Linked DNA regions of Homo sapiens: region 1 is linked to region 2. Evidence: read pairs that join two places in POLR2A ChIA-PET (ENCODE). Cell type or tissue: MCF 10A. All regions are shown on one strand. Region 1 overlaps TGIF1 (TGFB induced factor homeobox 1). Region 2 overlaps LINC01895 (long intergenic non-protein coding RNA 1895).

Region 1 (4,000 bases), 110 kb before region 2:
CACAAACTGAGACCTTGGAAAATACTCACCTAATAAACTGACAATCCCACCATAGACAGAACCCCACCGTTTATTTCATCATTTTAGAAAACACTTTTGAGATGTTTTAAAAGGTAATTTCTCTGCAAATACTATGCTACATTTGAATACAAATGCCTTAACTAAATGTACCACTGAACAAAGGTTATTTTAAAGGGTAACGTGGAAAAAGGGCAAGAGATTGCTTGCGTTGTTTTCTTCTGAAAACTCAGCAATAACCGGATGCTTCAAGACTTTTCTTTATAACATGGCCACGTTTTAAACTACGCAGGACAGATCAGCAAGGGATTTAGTGGCTAGCTAAACACTAAAATGATTCATTTCAATTTGCCATGCAGTTTAAGTAAAGCTCTAAGGGCCTGCTATGCCTCCTATCAAGAGTAAATATCACACATCCTGTTTATGCAAACTGGCTTGTTGTCCACAGGTTTTCAAAGAGCTGGTGACACCCCCTAACACTGCACCCTACCCCCCCAGCTTCCTGCTCACTGGGGTGCTATATTCCTACTTATTTTTAAGAAGCACCTCCCTCAACAGAAATACTCTGAATTACAACAATTTTTAAAGAAAATACTTTATTATGTCATGAAAAAAAAGGCATCAACCAACTAGATTCATACTTGTTTGAAAAAAAATGGAAAATTTATTAATTAGACAGTATGTGGGCATCCTGTTCCACATGGGAATGAGAAGATGCTATAGGTTCTCTAAGTATTGCACAGTCTGAAAAAATAACAAAAAAAGGGAAGGGGAGGAAAAAAAAAATCACATGATATTGGGAACCATCTCACATTATGAATAATCTACCAAGAAACATTTAAAAAAGAAAACCCTTTGTTTCTACAGTAGCTTTAAGTTTATAGTTCTTGGAATGACTGTATTCCATTGAAGACATCTCAGTAACAGGAAGCTGTTTTAGCAATCCCATGTGCAAATATTAATAAAAAATATATAAAATAATGCAATTCATCTCTTGCCTTCACCCCGGCAATCATGACATTTCTGAGAACTGTTTTGCTTGAAAATGGGTTAAGCTGTAAGTTTTGCCTGAAGCTCCATCTCTGCAGCCCGTTTGAGTGCAACATCCACTAGAAGCTGAAATCCACTGAAGTCCTGGTTGAGGTCCGGTGGAGTAGGGGGAGGAGTGTTGAAAAGACCACTCTGTGTATTCGTACTTGGTCCAGATTTACAAGTGTCCTCTGGGTACATGAGAGAGGTGTCTGTGAAGTTTTTGGCCGCTATCTGCTGTATATCTGTGTTTTGTCCCACACCGACCGACTGGCAGAGAGAGAAAGGGACATCTTTCAATGCAGTCACAGTGGTATGGCAGATCACTGATGGACGAGCCAAAACTGATCCCGGGGATGACGGCTTAGGAGACAGTGGCCTCCCTAGGGTTGGGTTTGGCCCAGCTGTACAGGAATGAAATGGGGTCTCCTCTAGAGCTGGCATGAAGTTTTTGATGCCCATCACGGACTCCACAGAGCTCGTTTCAGAAATCTTGGCCCCACGGCGGGAAATTGTGAACTGATTTGGATCTTTGCCATCCTTTCTCAGCATGTCAGGGAGGAGCCTGCGGCGGGCGTTGATGAACCAGTTACAGACCTGAAATCATATCGGTACGCTTTAACATTTTCCTCATTCACTCAGCCAACGGGTTCTGAGAATGTTCTATGGGGTACCTAATTGATCTTGCTCTCTGAATTAAAGAAAGCATGAAAAGCCTTATCTGAATTTACAATGTTATTTCAAGGTATCTGAGCTCCGCCAAGAAAGCAAGCTACCACCTGTCATAAGCCTTCTAGTTTCTAATACAAATTTCCTTTTTTGTCTCTTCATACTTAAACCTTTTCAGGACGAAGAAAAAGACATACAATCTCAAATGCTTAAAAATGATTTGAGAGAGAGGTTTACTTTTTAACTCTCCCCATTTTAACCTATCACCTACTGCCCCAACATTTAAGTTAATCAACTACAGGAAAACCTCTCCTTATGAAAAGGGCCACTCCTCCCAGTAACTGATTTTTCCCAGTTCAAATGACTGTGTCAACAGACATAACATGAATTACCTCACTGAAGTCGTCCTTGTTTAAATATCAAACCAGTTTCCTGGACAATAGAGTAAGGTTTAACCTCCTTTTAATGTCTGTTGCATAAAGGAAGGTTCTTTTAGGCATTAAAGGAAATGCTATCTGATAGATGACTGTCAAGTGTTTCTGTGTTCTCTAAATAGCTAGTTATTAGCTTTTAACACTATCAAGTTTACAATAAAAAGATATTCCTTCTGTCTTTGAGTGGCAAGGAGCTTAATGACTTGACACACAGGAATGCCATAAAATGACTTTGAAACTAAAAATGCATCCATAAACCTCACGCTCTCTTTCTTTACCTGTAGCGTAGACAGGTGTGTTTGCTGGGACAGCAACGCTTTTTCTTGCTCTGAAGGATAGGCATTGTAACGGTGCTCATACAGCCAATCCCGAAGAATCTGCACAGACTCCTTGGGTAGGTTGCCCCTTCTCCTTCTCTTGCCTGAGCCAGCGGATGAAGAAAGGTCCAAGGGAATGTCCATGCTGTCCTCATCCTCAGTCTCACTGCCAGATGCTGCAACAATACCTAGGAAAGGACAAGGGCCAGTTGTCAGTTGCTTTATAAGCACAGCAACTATTGCAAAGCTCACTTAACGCTGACCATTCAATGTAACCATGCTTTCCCAACAACTGAGAGCGAGGAGAAGGAGCAGTGTTTTCTGTCCTGAATTCAGGGTCCAAGTAAAAGTAGTTTGACTAGCACCACATAGGAGGCTCTCAACCAAATGCCAGATGCCTTTTCTCAGCCGCTTTCCTCTAGGATTCATTAACTTCTCACATTCCTTTTGAATGATGGTCAGAAAACTCTTTCGTCTAATCATTGGAGGAGACAAACTGCACCCAAAATGAATAACCTGCCACATTTGAAACAGGAAGGGTGCTGTGGCAGTTGGAATATGCCTACCAACCTTCTTTCTAAGATCAGTGCTAACTAGGAAAAGCAACCTAACCAGTCCTAATGTACATTTTAAATGCTACTCTTCCTCCTTCCTCTACTGAAGGTTTGAAATGAAAGGGAGCACTCGTACATTTTTTTTCATGGATATAAGGAAGGAAAATTACATACTACGCTGAACCCAGTTAGTATTCTAAAGGTAAAACACATGTTAAAATTTTCTGCTAACACCATGCATGGTCATTTCTTATTCATTGCTATCCACATTTATTCAAAGTTAGACACCTACTTTAAATGGGCAGTACTAGTCACCTTTTATTAAATACGACCACTGATGTTTTCAGTTTCATCACACAAAAATATTTTTCTACTACTGGTACTTTAGTAAGGTCAAAAGATGCCTAATACTAAATGAATTAAAAATGTCTCCTAAATTTCAGCTACCAGTTTGAGCTCAACCTAGAATAGAATACTACATATCAATAAGCAGAGTTCAGTCTTAAATGATTACATGACAAAGGAAACTGAATATGCAAGCCCCAGAGGAAGCTCTTTTGGCTGTAAGTACTTTAATCCTGCCAGAAATTTTAAGAATTCACAAGCCATAGAGAATATTTAAATCACAGATGGACGGGGTTCAATAAAGCTCCAGAACTGGCCTTTACAGATATTTAAACATCATTCTGAACTTAAAAAAAATTAAATAACAAACGCTATTAATTCCACCTTTCAAAAACTACAGCAGGCTACTCCGAATGACTAAAGAAATACATTCTTTTGCTTGTAGACAATCTAGAATCTTAAAAACAGAAATGAATTACAAACAATGGCATGCTTGAAAAAAATCAGTACTTCTATATTAGGGGAAGTAATTAAAATAACAAAAATGTAAAGGTAAGCATTTTTAGCTTTGTATGCTTTCTTTCCTCTGTAGTATGTAATTTTGGTTGAAAATATGACTTGACCTTAATTGAGC
Region 2 (4,000 bases):
GAAACTATACCATGTACTTATTATCTTTTTAGTGTTGGGATTAGGGTTGCCAGATAAAATACAGGATGCCCCACTAAATTTGAATTGCTAAACAACAGGGACATACTTAGACACAAACATTATTCAGTGTTTATCTGAAATTCAAATTCCGCTGGGTGTCAGGCATTTCTGTTTGCCAACTCCAGCAGCCCCAGCTGGGAGGTGCCCTCTGAGCTCCTCTCCCTGGAAGTCCTCTTACCTGCTGTCAGCTGAGCAATTTGCCAGGCTTGCTTTGGGAGCTGGCTTGAAGTTATTTGGATTTGATGACTCTCTTTCTCTTCTGTACAGGAATCTACTTACCAAGATGGCAGGAGCAAGTGGTTATCAGAGCCTGCTCTCTAGAAATACAATTAAACAAGCAGCCCCTGTCTCTTTTTCTCCACTTTCAGTCTTGGGGAAGGGATTGGTAGGTTAAAGTCATTCTACCTCTTTATTTAATAATTCTGTTTTGCATACCCTTTACTGGATGATCATTCCTTAGAGAGGTTTGCAGTCAAAAGCCCCATTCTTTATTGTATTAAACATCACAGAGTCCCATGTTTTCCTTCAGGAATATGTGAGCAGGAGAGAAGGGTCATGTTGGAGCAGCCAGGACTCAGAGCCTTTCCGCAGACTGAGTCTGGATCCTTTCCTTCAGCCTCCAGGAATACTCCCGGCTCCACACCCAGAATGGTAATCCAGGCAAGGGCTCTGGTGTGTGGCCACACTGCCACCTATTACCTGCGGGTCCAAATGCAGTGACTCAACTTCTCTGTGCCTCTCTTTCCACATGTATAAAATGAGGATAATGTTGCTATTGTAAGAATTGCATCAATTAATAAACAGCACTCAGTGAATCTGTTAGCCCATCAGTGGATCGCGCCTTGCATGCTGGGCATGTTCCCTCTTCTCTCTAGACCTCAGTGACCTCAACTGTGAAGTGGCTATAGCTAATCCACTTGGTCTATAGGATTTGTAAAGGAACATGTTAATAACCCTCAAGTGACTGCAGAGAATGGGGGCATTCTTTTTGGGAAAACTATAGATTGTTTATCATCAGGGATGAATACTTAAAAGAAAATCTGGGAATTTTTTTGTAAGTCACAAAGAAGGATTTGGGAGGGGTTGCATGCTTTTGAATGGGATTGCCTCTCTGGGAACTGTAGGGAAATGGGTGACACAGAAGTACTAGGGGTTTTGGAGCTGTTCTGAGTGAACACACAGGTCCAGTGTGGCTACTTGGAGGCAGGGCCCCTGGAATTTATCCTGTTTTGCCTGCAAAGCTGATTACCCAGCTGCCTCTTCTTTTCTCACCTCCATGATATTATCACCAAGCAACTAACAACAATTAAATCTGAGGACTCAACAATCACGCACTAAGATAAAAGACCACTGTGCTGTTGTGTTTCAATAGGTATATAGAGAGAAGTGGGAAACTTCAGGATTAATGAAATGTAGATAATGTCGAGAAATGGCCAAAACACTGAAGCACTAAATTAGGAAAAGAGCCTTATGCAAATATTTGGTACTAATGCCTGCTTTATTTTTTTCCTTTTTTTAGTTTAATTTTTGTTTTTTGATACAGGCTAGAGTGCAGTGGCACAATCACGGCTCACTGCAGCCTCTACCTCCCAGGCTCAAGCTACCCTCCTGCCTCAGCCTCTCAAGTAGCTAATTTTTCTGTGTTTTGAAGAGGTGGGTTCTCACTATGTTGCCCAGGCTGGGCTCAACTCCTGGACTCAAGTGATCTTCCTGCCCTGGCCTCCCAAAGCACTGAGATTACAGACATGAACCACCGTGCCCGGCCAATGCCTGTTTTAAACAGCAGGAATAGTCACTTATCAGACCTTTAGAATGGCGTGGGCATCCAACTGGAGTGAAGTCTGAGTATGGATGGTTTTGAAAAGCTCCAGGCGTTAAGAGTGACTAACTTAATGTATTCGAAGTCCCATACTTTCATTACGTTTTAGTGAAGACAAATTGGAAGCTGGTCCAAGAAACTCACTCTATATTTTTTGCAGTGTGCCGCATGTTTATATAAACTGTGTGGTCAGCTGTACATCATGCTCATTCCGTGGTGTGCATTCGTTCCTGATTACCTCCTTTTGTTGTTTATTGGTTCTGATTTGAATTACCCTCCAGATACTGGATCTAGATAACTCTTGGGATCAGATGGCTTTCTCTAGCCATGAGAGTCAAGAGGATAGTTTCGAGAGTGGGAAGTGTACATAGCCCCTCCTGCATTGCACAAAGTTAGCCAAATTTATGTCTTTTCCATGTGCACCATATGAGGTGTAAGTTGGAAGGATGAGTAGGCTTGGAAATAGAGCTGCAGCATGTTGGAACCTGCTCATAAGCATGTTGGACATCACAGAGGCTGGAGCCCTGCAGAAGAGAATTGTTGTATTCAAATGTTATTGTGAAACCACAGGAAGAGAGCTGACCTGCCAGCAAGAAGCCTAGTTCTTCTATTACTGAGCATGTGACCTTGTTGGATTATTTTAAATCTTCAGAATCACAGTTATAACACCACCCATCCTAACTTCCTAAAGAACAAGTGAGCCTGCACACATGTGGAGACCATAAAACCCTATCCAAACGCAATGCATGATTAAATAAGCACATGCTTATGTGAGCATATTGTTTAGGTTTAGTTTGCCCTGGAGGTTGTATTTATTATATAGTCTCCAAGGGCAAGAAAGCATGTTCCACTATATGATATTCATGTGTGCTAACTATTAATTCTCTGAAAATGATTCTGTTGTTATTACCAAAGGACAAGGGCTATAAGAGAGTTTTATTAAACAAACTTGAAGTCTGTCATCTCTATAAAACATCCTTATTTGGGTAAGCAGAGAGGCTTCCACAGGTTTACAAATGATTTCACAATCAAGTCTAAAATTAGTGACAGCATCCAAAAAGATCTCTGGTGTCTTTCCAAACTGCTCCAAGCATTAGACTCTCCGAAAGGGAGTGTTTCATTAAATCATCACAGAGCTGGCCTATTCTCTGTCCAGTCTGGGGTCCGTTCTTTGTAGAATTATGACCTTGTCAGGGCATCCAGAGGTGAATAGTTTCTCAGATTCTGACTCACATTAATCAAATTCACAAGAGAGTGGTATATAAAATAGAATATCAATTGATTGATTAATTGCTATATACTATCAATTAATTGATAGAAGTATTAACAAGGCAGATACTCATGTTTGCTGATGAGCACATTCATTCCCTGAAGGCAAATCCATGAGGAAATCCTGTTAAAATACGAAGCCTTCCTGCAGAGCGTGAAATCAGAACGAATTTCCGATTCAGCTGGAACCTCCATTTCCAGCTCAGGTGATCCCATCACACCGACCAGTGGGGCCTCCCTCCTGCCTTGTGAGGTTGCTAAATGAGTTGAGTAGGTCAGGGTCAGAATTTTTAAAATAAATAAATAGAAGATTAAAATAACAGAAAGCATCATACCTAGCAAGAGTAGGATTTGTTTCATGAAACCCGTTTTAATTTAGATAGATAGATAGAGAGATAGATAGAGAGACTGATAGAAGTATTGGGTCCTATGTGAAAAAAAAATGTGTTTCTTACAGTGACTGCTTTCCAAAACAATGTGTGAACATCACTGCTATAGAGATGCTAACATCTTTTATTTTTAAATGAATATTTATTAGGTGCCTATTCTGTAATCTTGTGGAGATTATACTGTAGGAGAGAGATTATGAGAGAGATGAAAGACAGGCAATAAACAAATACCAATACCCTTTAGGTCCCCTACCTCTTTCTCTAGTCTGATGCCTCCAGTGGTACATTTGCTCTTCCTACAGATACAGCTTAGGATGGACTCATCAGTCCTCCTGTCCTAGGATCATGCTTGGCCTTTGAACTGGCCTGTGCCCTGGCAGGTGGTCTCTTAGGCTGGATCTGTGCACAGAAGGGGCTGCTTTCAGCCACCACCTGCCTAGTTTTCCTTTTCCTCTTTTTCTTT

Evidence for each region. Peaks named below come from ENCODE experiments on the same cell type or tissue, not always from the same donor. Only the 100,000 strongest peaks of a DNase experiment are listed, where the experiment ranks them.
Region 1: POLR2A ChIA-PET joins it to region 2 with 7 read pairs; 10 of 35 experiments call an interaction of 5 or more read pairs at or near these places.

Annotation. Positions count from the first base shown.
Region 1 is chr18:3,455,009-3,459,008 of GRCh38, reverse strand. TGIF1 (TGFB induced factor homeobox 1) reads right to left here. Exons shown (of 3, transcript NM_003244.4): 2 at 2,429-2,655; 3 at 1-1,644. The coding sequence ends at 1,069. Among named protein-coding and RNA genes, the nearest start is that of TGIF1, 6.8 kb to the right of the region's middle. RefSeq lists enhancers at 831-1,391, 3,173-3,792. In MCF 10A, no CTCF peak of the experiment used is centred here; no DNase peak of the experiment used is centred here.
Region 2 is chr18:3,344,578-3,348,577 of GRCh38, reverse strand. LINC01895 (long intergenic non-protein coding RNA 1895) reads left to right here. Exons shown (of 3, transcript NR_146506.1): 2 at 328-445; 3 at 590-875. Among named protein-coding and RNA genes, the nearest start is that of LINC01895, 4.0 kb to the left of the region's middle. In MCF 10A, no CTCF peak of the experiment used is centred here; DNase peaks (open chromatin) are centred at 1,917, 2,377 and 2,947.